Regions from separate parts of the Homo sapiens genome. Here all the other regions are linked to region 3. Evidence: chromatin contacts called from ENCODE Hi-C or POLR2A ChIA-PET data. All regions are on one chromosome and are shown on one strand. Each heading gives the region's core, a stretch centred on a gene start or an enhancer-like site at or near the end of the contact. The rest is flanking DNA. Distances are from core to core; before and after follow the strand shown.

Evidence for each region. Hi-C counts contacts between places; a loop is a spot of excess contacts on that map. ChIA-PET counts read pairs that join two places held with the same protein, here RNA polymerase II (POLR2A). Pooled maps may share reads with other maps.
Region 1: a loop to region 3 is called in a pooled map, with 2.1 times the contacts of the local background. The contact joins two enhancer-like sites. A Hi-C loop is called at or near these places in 1 of 50 pooled maps. POLR2A ChIA-PET finds 5 or more read pairs at or near these places in 6 of 52 experiments (AG04450, B cell, BJ and 3 more).
Region 2: a map of posterior cingulate gyrus shows a loop between it and region 3 (3-fold over the local background). The contact joins two enhancer-like sites. A Hi-C loop is called at or near these places in 3 of 168 maps with a recorded cell type or tissue (B cell, Caco-2 and posterior cingulate gyrus), 11 of 37 single-sample maps with no recorded cell type and 8 of 50 pooled maps. POLR2A ChIA-PET finds 5 or more read pairs at or near these places in 8 of 52 experiments (AG04450, GM12878, H1 and 5 more).

The regions. Positions count from the first base shown.
Region 1 is chr1:8,531,696-8,534,549 of GRCh38, reverse strand. All of the region lies in intron 7 of RERE (arginine-glutamic acid dipeptide repeats), which reads left to right. Among named protein-coding and RNA genes, the nearest start is that of SNORD128, 38 kb to the right of the region's middle. Within about 2 kb of position 1,414, at least 3 of the 41 ENCODE cell types and tissues checked have a DNase peak (open chromatin) inside an H3K27ac peak, as active enhancers do; they include B cell, where a contact is called at or near this core.
Region 2 is chr1:8,699,792-8,702,495 of GRCh38, reverse strand. The region is part of intron 1 of RERE (arginine-glutamic acid dipeptide repeats); the gene reads left to right. Among named protein-coding and RNA genes, the nearest start is that of RERE, 120 kb to the left of the region's middle. RefSeq lists a silencer at 1,178-1,277. Within about 2 kb of position 1,280, at least 29 of the 41 ENCODE cell types and tissues checked have a DNase peak (open chromatin) inside an H3K27ac peak, as active enhancers do; they include B cell, where a contact is called at or near this core.
Region 3 is chr1:8,628,499-8,631,198 of GRCh38, reverse strand. All of the region lies in intron 2 of RERE (arginine-glutamic acid dipeptide repeats), which reads left to right. Among named protein-coding and RNA genes, the nearest start is that of SNORD128, 130 kb to the right of the region's middle. RefSeq lists an enhancer at 1,260-1,379. Within about 2 kb of position 1,283, at least 7 of the 41 ENCODE cell types and tissues checked have a DNase peak (open chromatin) inside an H3K27ac peak, as active enhancers do; they include B cell, where a contact is called at or near this core.

The DNA.
Region 1 (2,854 bases), core at 165-2,664, 97 kb after region 3:
GTGCTCATTACTTTGTGTTGCTGCTCTCTGACCTTCTGAGAAACAGAGCTAGGGAGTGCGTGTGTTTGTATCTATCGCATATATAATGCACACACTTGCACCTATAGTTTTGTATTTATGTGTGTATATTCATAAGTTCATGTGAAATTCTCCAAGTTCAATCCAGTACTACAGAATTTCTGCTAGTTTATTCCCTTTTCCTTATGTGTAACATTCTTCTTTAACATTAAGAAACCTTATTTCATTATTTTTAATGTCTTTATTTCTTAATTTTCTGTCACTTTGCTCTGTGACCTTGGGACCATTTTTTTCCTCAACATAAATCTTTATACTTAAGTGGAAAAGTTAACAATCTAAAACACCTGTATTTCAACTAATTTGAATTTGAGACATTCTAAAATTTACTTGCATTTGAGTAACAGTTCCCTTTTCCACTCACCACAGCTCGTGGTCTTTGTGTAGCTTTTGAAGATGAGCAGCTAGAGCTGGATACAAATTTTTTCCTGTTTGCTTTTATCTGCCATCACATTTGAATTCTCAGAAACATTTACCTGAGATGGAAAATATTGGAGATGGTTGAGAGTACATGTATTTTTGGAAAACAAAGCCTACTGAAGTTAAGATAACTTTAATAAAACAGGACAAAAGCCTGTTTTTCATTTGATCATTTGATTTGATCATTTCAAAAACCCTTTGATCATTTCAAAAACCCTTTGTCAGATAACATCTAGGAATGTTACCTGGAGTAATGGAATAACACATAACAAAACTTTTAACTGCGGAGCTGAGCTCCAAAGAATTAAGAGAAACTGAAAACTAAAGCAGTAAGCTGATCTTTCAGTAGCTCATGGTGAGGCTGGATTGAGTTTGTTAACATTTTCCAACCTAGAGGGGAGTAACAGGGAAACCCACCTGTTTAGGGTTGGGATTCTGGGCCCTTCAGAATATGAGAACTCTAGGATAAGAAGGCAATATAAAAAGTGGTCTCATGCCAGTAAACCCTTCAAGATACCTGGCAGAAGCATATGTAAAATGTTTTTTAATGGGAGACACCCTCATCCAAGATCCTGTAGGATCCCCACAGATAAAATATCCTTGAATGCCAAGCTCACCGTCAGAAATATCGGAAGAAACCATGTACCATTAACTGTGGTCAGATGAGACAAACAGCAAGACACACCCGAGAACTTCAAATACTGGAAGCTTCAGAAAGAGACTGTGTAAAAGGCTTAAATAAAATATCACTTTCATTTCTCTCTCATGTAAGCAGAGTTTGAAAGGAAGCACTCCTAGACTAGGACCTCACAGTCATCAGGGGTCCACCCTTTACTACCTTGTCTGCCACTGTTCTCTTGTTTCAAGGTTGGCAATGTAGTGATGGCCATTACATCCAGATTTCCGCCTGGAAGAAAGAGGAAATAGGTAAAAACTGCATACCTTCTCCCTTTAAAGGCAGTTTTTATAATTTGCATTGGATAATTTTTTTAATCTCATTAGACCGAAAAGAAAAATAAATCAGGCTGGGTTTGGTGGTTCATGCCTGTAATCCCAGCACATTGGGAGGCTGAGGCGGTGGATCACTTGAGGTCAGGAGTTTGAGACCAGCTTGATCAATATGGTGAAACCCTGTCTCTACTAAAAATACAAAAAAAAAGGGCCAGGGGCAGTGGCTTATGCCTGTAATCCCACCACTTTGGGAGGCCAAGGCAGGTGGATCACCCGAGGTCAGGAGTTCAAGACCAGTCTGGCCAACATGGGAAACCCCGTCTCTACTAATAATACAAAAATTTAGCTAGGTGGGGTGGCGTGCACCTGTAACCCCAGCTACTCGGGAGGCTGAGGCAGGAGAATTGCTTGAACCCAGGAGGCAGAGGTTGCAGTGAGCCGAGATTGTGCCATTGTACTCCAGCCTGGGCAACAAGAGCAAAATTCTGTCTCAAAAAAAAATTAAAAATAATAATATTAGCTAGGCATGGTGGTGCACACCTGTAATCCCAGCTACTTGGGAGGCTGAGGCAGGAGAATCTATTGAACCCAGGAGGTGGAGGTTGCAGTGATCCAAGATTGTGCCATTGCACTCCAGCCTGGGTAACAAGTGAAACTCTGTCTCCCCCCTCCCCGGACCCCCCCCAAATAAAAGAGAAAAAGAAAAATGAATCAGACTCATGCTTTACAGGTGAATTCTACCAGTGTTCCAGAGAACAGAGAAAGTTGTTATGGGTCCCCTGAGTCATTTTATGAAGCTAATAAAACCTTTATTATAAAACCAGGTTAAAAAAATAAAATTTATAGGTTCAATCTTATGAACATGAATGTAAAATGTTTAAATGAAATGTTAACAAACGGAGTCTAGCAAGGTAAATATGCATGTCCAAATTTATAGAATATAAGAATGCCTTAATAATTTATCTGTTAGCATATGTTGCCTCTTCGACATATAGAAGAAGAAAACATAGACAATCATCTTTTTCTTAATTTTTAATTTTTGTGGATACATAGCGTATGTATGTGGTACATGAGATGTTTTGATACAGGCATACAATGCATTATAGACACATCATGGTAAAATGGGTTGTCCACCCCCTCAAGCATTTATCCTTTGTGTTAAAAACAATCCAATTATACTATTTTAGTTATTTTAAAATGTACAATTGGATTATTATTGACTATGGTCACCCTGTTTCACAGTCAAATACTAGACCTTATTCATTCATTCTTTTTTTGTACCCATGCAATCATCTTAATGTAGAAAAAGCACTTGATAAAATTCAACGCTCTGTAATAATTGGGGAGGGGACTCTTAGAAAAGGAAAATTAATTGTAGAATGAATTTCCTTAATCTAACAGAATACTT
Region 2 (2,704 bases), core at 31-2,530, 71 kb before region 3:
TTACGTTTAAATTGTTAAAAGAATTTTTTAGTGTGGGATGCTGTCTTCCTTGTTTCTCCTCTCTTGTTTACTCAACTCTTGTTTTCTGAAACTGTAGGGAGACCTGCTTGACCACTTTTTGTTTGCTGAGAAGGAAACTCCTGTAATAGGTTACTTTGTTTTACTTGCAGCCCTTAAGCGTCCCTGGCGCACATGTGCCCCGCGCTCTGTGGGCATTGTTTGGCTGGAGGCCTCTCAGCCACACGGAAAATCTAAAAAATGGTCTGTGAATGAACACGGGTGTCTACAGAGAAATTCCATTTTCCCTTTGTGCCTCTGTGTTTTAAGATTGAGACACTGAGTAAAAGTTGAGAACAGATTTAACAAAGTCCTCACAATTCTGTGCCAAAATTACTGTTTTGAGTTCTGGCTTTTTTTTTTTTTTCCTCTTTCTGGAAACTCCAAATTTAAAGTAGACATGATTTGAAACCTTACAGATGGGAACAATATCCCATGTAAGCACGTTGATCTGTGGGCAATTATTTCCAGAAGCACAACCAACTCTACATTTTTATGCATGTGTTAGACTTGGGCTCTGAGAGGCAGTTGCCTTTCTGAATATTTACATTGCCTAGTAAATTACACAAGGCAGATTTTTAGATGCTTAACAGCAGCTTCACAATAGTGTGGGGGCAGCAGAGTTGAGCTTGTATTTTTTTTTTCTAACTCTGTAATTTAGTAGTGTTTAAACTATTTTATAAAGATCCCTGGGACCAGTGAAAGATGGTTTTTCAGTCCAGAGCAGTTGAGCGCTCATTGTACTCCGGCAGGCGCTGGCGCTTGGCAGGCTGCACTTGAAATGTTATTTGATCTGGTTGCATGATAGAATTGACCAAGATTACACTTTTTCCCTCCCCGTGGCTGATGAAAGCAATGCATCTGCGAGAAGTGTTCAATAACATATTTAAAGACTTAACCCACATTCATTCACTCTAAGATTTCCAGAAAAAGGCCGTTTAGATTTTTGTCTTGTTTTGTGGTTTTTGCATTTATGAATTGAGGCAAGAGCTGACGTAATGTAGCTGTACCACTTCCTTTGTGTGTGTGTTTTTATAGCGTATAGGATATGTTACAATCTACATGGTTGTGATTATTTTTGAAATGCCTGAGAGAGGGAGGGAGGGAGTGTGTGCGTGTGTGTGTGTGTGTGTGTGTGTGTGTGTGTGTGTATTCCCCTCACCCCCATCCCGGTGCCTTCAGCTATATGGCAATTCATTTTTTACATTGTAGGTTAGGGGAGGGAAGACTGTGATGGTAAACCCCATCAACGTATCAGTAAGGCTCAGTGAATTGCCTGTGTGTGATGCAGACTAGCTTTTCATTTTAACTAGTGCAACTGTGTACAGCTGTTAGGTCAGAATGCATTGGCTGCTCCTACAGGGTAGTTTTATCTTACACTGAAGGTTTTATGGACTTGACTGGTTGTGTTTCTTAATCCCTCTCCCATGCCACCGTGCTTGCTTTTAAGCAAGTGATAGAACAAGACAAGCTTTTGTTTACTTATTTAATAGTTGACTTGTGAGAGATTTATTTTTGATTTTGAGGAAATTGGTAAACCATGTAACTTATTAGTAGGTATTATATTTACCATGCTTTTCCAAGGCCAAAGGGTTTTGCTTGCTATTGTGTAGGCTGAGAAGCCGATGGAGCCATCCATTTTATAATGACATAGGAAGCCAATATTTTGTGTAAAAATCAACAATGAAAAATGGGTTCTTTGTTAACTAGTCTAGGATTAGTTTGTAAAACTCAAGCAGAAATAAATGTTGGCATCATTGGAGATAAGGTGGCTAGAATGTTTCCCCCTTGTCTCTTACCTCTCGTTACATTGTACAAAAGGACTTGAGCAACCCATTGACCAACAGCAGTTTGGCCATGGGCTGGGTGGCACATAGAAGCTTTTAGACGTGTCTGCTCAGGGGCATGTGTGGCCAACTTGATATTTTATAGTGTTATTGTTTCAAGTTATTAGAAAGTATTTATGAGTAGATTTGAGTCTTTTCAGGCTTTTCAGGCTGTAACATAGATTGTAATGTGACTGACATGGGTTCTCAGTGGTCTGGTCTCTTTACTGTCTGCTTTCCTGTTGAGTAGATACTACTGTCCAGAGCTGTTATTATCTACTGCATTTATTTTTATTTTTATTTTTTTTGAGTTGGAGTCTCACTCTGTCACCCAGGCTGGAGTGCAATGGCATGGTCTCGGCTCACTGCAGCCTCCGTCTCCCGGGTTCAAGTGATTCTCCAGCCTCAGCCTCCTGAGTAGCTGGGACTACAAGCGTGTGCCACCACGCCTGGCTAATTTTTGTATTTTTAGTAGAGATGGGGTTTCACTATGTTGGCGAGGTTGGTCTCGAACTCCTGACCTTGTGATCCACTCGCCTCGGCCTCCCAAAGTGCTGGTATTACAGGCATGAGCCACTGCGCCTGGGCTATCCATTGCATTTTTAAAAAGGAGCAAAAGTCGTAGAAACAAACTTGATTGAAATCTGTTTATGACTAAAGCTGATATTATAAATGTGGTACCTTTGTGTCAGAGGCCCAGTTTGCTGATAGAAGATGGGGGCTGAGGGTTGTTGGGGCGGAGTGGGATCTCGTGGGGGTGGCTGGGTAGAAAGAGAGCTTGTCTTAGACTAAGATACTTTTTAATTCATTGGAGAAATTGG
Region 3 (2,700 bases), core at 34-2,533:
TTCAATACATTGGGAGATTTCCTGACTTTTAAAGGAGAAAAGAGAAATGTAGGAATTTTCAACAAAATCCCTTTTAGTTTATTATGACCTGTTCCCCTCAACTTGTTTGTTCTCATTATTTAACTGTCCTTGTTAGCAATGAGGATAAAGACAGATGAATGTTTGCTAGAAATATTTAGTGTTCTGTGTTTAGTGAGGCTTTCTTTGTAGCACTACTTGGGAATCTATAGACATTTCAATACATGGAATGTAATTATTATGTTTAAAAAAGAGGGGAACAAAGATATATGTTATCTGGGATCTTTTCCCACCAAGTTTAGAATCCTTAAGATGATGCAGCTGATTTTGATAACAGTTGATAAACAGAGTAAGGGTAAGGACTGGGAAGGCTTCATTTATGGAGGTGCACTTTTCCCAATTTTTGTTTCCTTTTCCATGTATGTATGTGTGTATATATGTACGTATGTATGTATGACTGAGTGACAGGGTCTCACTCTGTCACCTAGATTGGAGTACAGTGGCTGGATCATAGCTCACTGCAGCTTTGAACTCCAGGGCTCCAGTGATGCTGTCACCTGAGCTTCCTGAGCAGCAGTCCTTTTCCCTTTTAAATTCTCCAGTGTTACAGTCAATATGAGTACCCCTCACAGCAAAAGATTCTGGCAGGAAACTAAAGTAGGTTACCTGGCAATCGAGTTATTTCCTAAAGAAGTATTAGAATACAGCATTTGTTTTGTTCATATTGATAGAGCGTAGCAACTTTCTTGCTAGGATCTCTCTCTTCTTTTTTTTTTAAACCATGTCTCTGTTTAGTTTGTTTGTTCCTCATATAATTTTTGAGTGTTTACTATGAAGAACAGTGCATTGTTTATAGAGTTGAGGAATGGTGATGGGTTTGGCTGTTTTATGGTTTGGGAGACTAGAACTGGGAGGGTTTGTTGGAGGACATGCAGTATGCCAGAGACTCTGGATTGGAATTTGGGTACCGGGATTTCAGCGTTGTTTCCAGCATGCACACACACATAACATATACACTCTTTGTGTGTCTTGGAAAATGGAGGACATCTGTTTTAACTGTAGAGAGATACTTGTGGATTTTTTATTCTGCAATATTAGACCAACATACTGTACCTCATTGACTGTTACCTCCAAGCATTGAGGGTGGAGGAGTCATGTAGAGGAGAAACAGAAAGCAGAAGAGCGGTGCAGTCCTGAGAGTCAACTTCCCATTTCACCGCTGTGCCACCCAGCTTGGTCTCTGAGAAATCTCTTTGTGAGAAAGTCTTTGTTCATGCGTGCTTTTTACAATGGGGTTTTCTATTGGAAATTATATCAGAGTGGCACTGCCATGCTTTGCAAAGGGATGAGAAGGTATTTCAAAGATTAATAGGCGGAGACACATTGATGGAAAGGAAAATTCTTTATGAGGTGGAGCAGTGGCTGAGCATTGCCTATATATGTTGTGACCACAGTTTTAGTACTGGCGTGTGTGGCACTGCTTGCTAAATTAGTGGGTGAGGTAAGTGTCCACTCTGCTCTGTAGGAGGCTGTCAGAAAAGATGCTGACAGGTTCTTTGTGTTTCATAATGACACACTGCCTAATGCTTCAGACTGAGATTTTTACCCTTGAGGGGACTGTGCTTTTGCTATATTTACATAAACCTGCTGATTTGCTGAGGGTTGAAAAAGCAGAGAGGGCCTTCTTTGCCTTGAGAATCTGCCTTCACGTTTTGGCTGACTTCCTTCCCCAGCTTAGCAAATGCTCTGTTGTTTACAGATGGCACAATAGATCTTTGGACATGAAGCTATGCTGAGGTTGTGAGAAACAGCCAGAAATACCTCTGTTCAGTATCATTGCCCAAATTACGGATTTTGTTGCTCCCTGTTCACAAGGATTTGAGGTCACTTAATCCTGTGATCCATTCCCAGACAGAGGTTAGGTGTTAAGAGAGTAGGTCTCAACCTAGACCCATGGTTTCATTTCTAGACATCCCTAGTAAAGACACATTAGTTATCATGTGTTGTTTGGACTAATTGATATTGATGGTAATAGCCTCACTCATTTTTCTGGCCCATTACAGGCATGCTGATTTGAAGATTTAAAAAATATATATACTTGCCCTGCCAAAACCGTTTGCTCAATTCTGGTAAATACGTGTTTTTACATGGGTGATTCTGAAGATGTGCATTATGCATTTGGTGGATCACATCAGCTTTGTGCAGTTCTTTCAGAACTGCTAGCTTTCTAATAAAAAAAGAAGTATATGCAGTGCTTGGGGGCCGTGGGAGATTTTCAGATTGAGAATCATTGATCCTACTGACTAAAACCAATTTTATAACCAGCTTCAGACATCCCATGCACTCATAAATTGCATGAAAATCTTGCCAAATCATTTTGGCTTTAAAAGATTACTGGGCATATATTCCAACTGAGATTTTAACATTGCTCTTGACTACGTTCTTATCTTTCCCTTTTCAAATAAAGCACTTTATTTTTGTGCTATAAACATTTATATAAATTATTTTCTTAAATAGCTGCTTGATTAATGAGCCAAGGGGAAATGCTTTTTATATGAGAATTTGGCTTTAATTGAACCTTGTTTTGAATATTTTTAAGAGTAATATAAAGTAGAATTTTTTTCTGTGAGACTTGAATTCTAAATTGTGTTTATTTTTTGTTGGGTCATCCTAATATTTGTC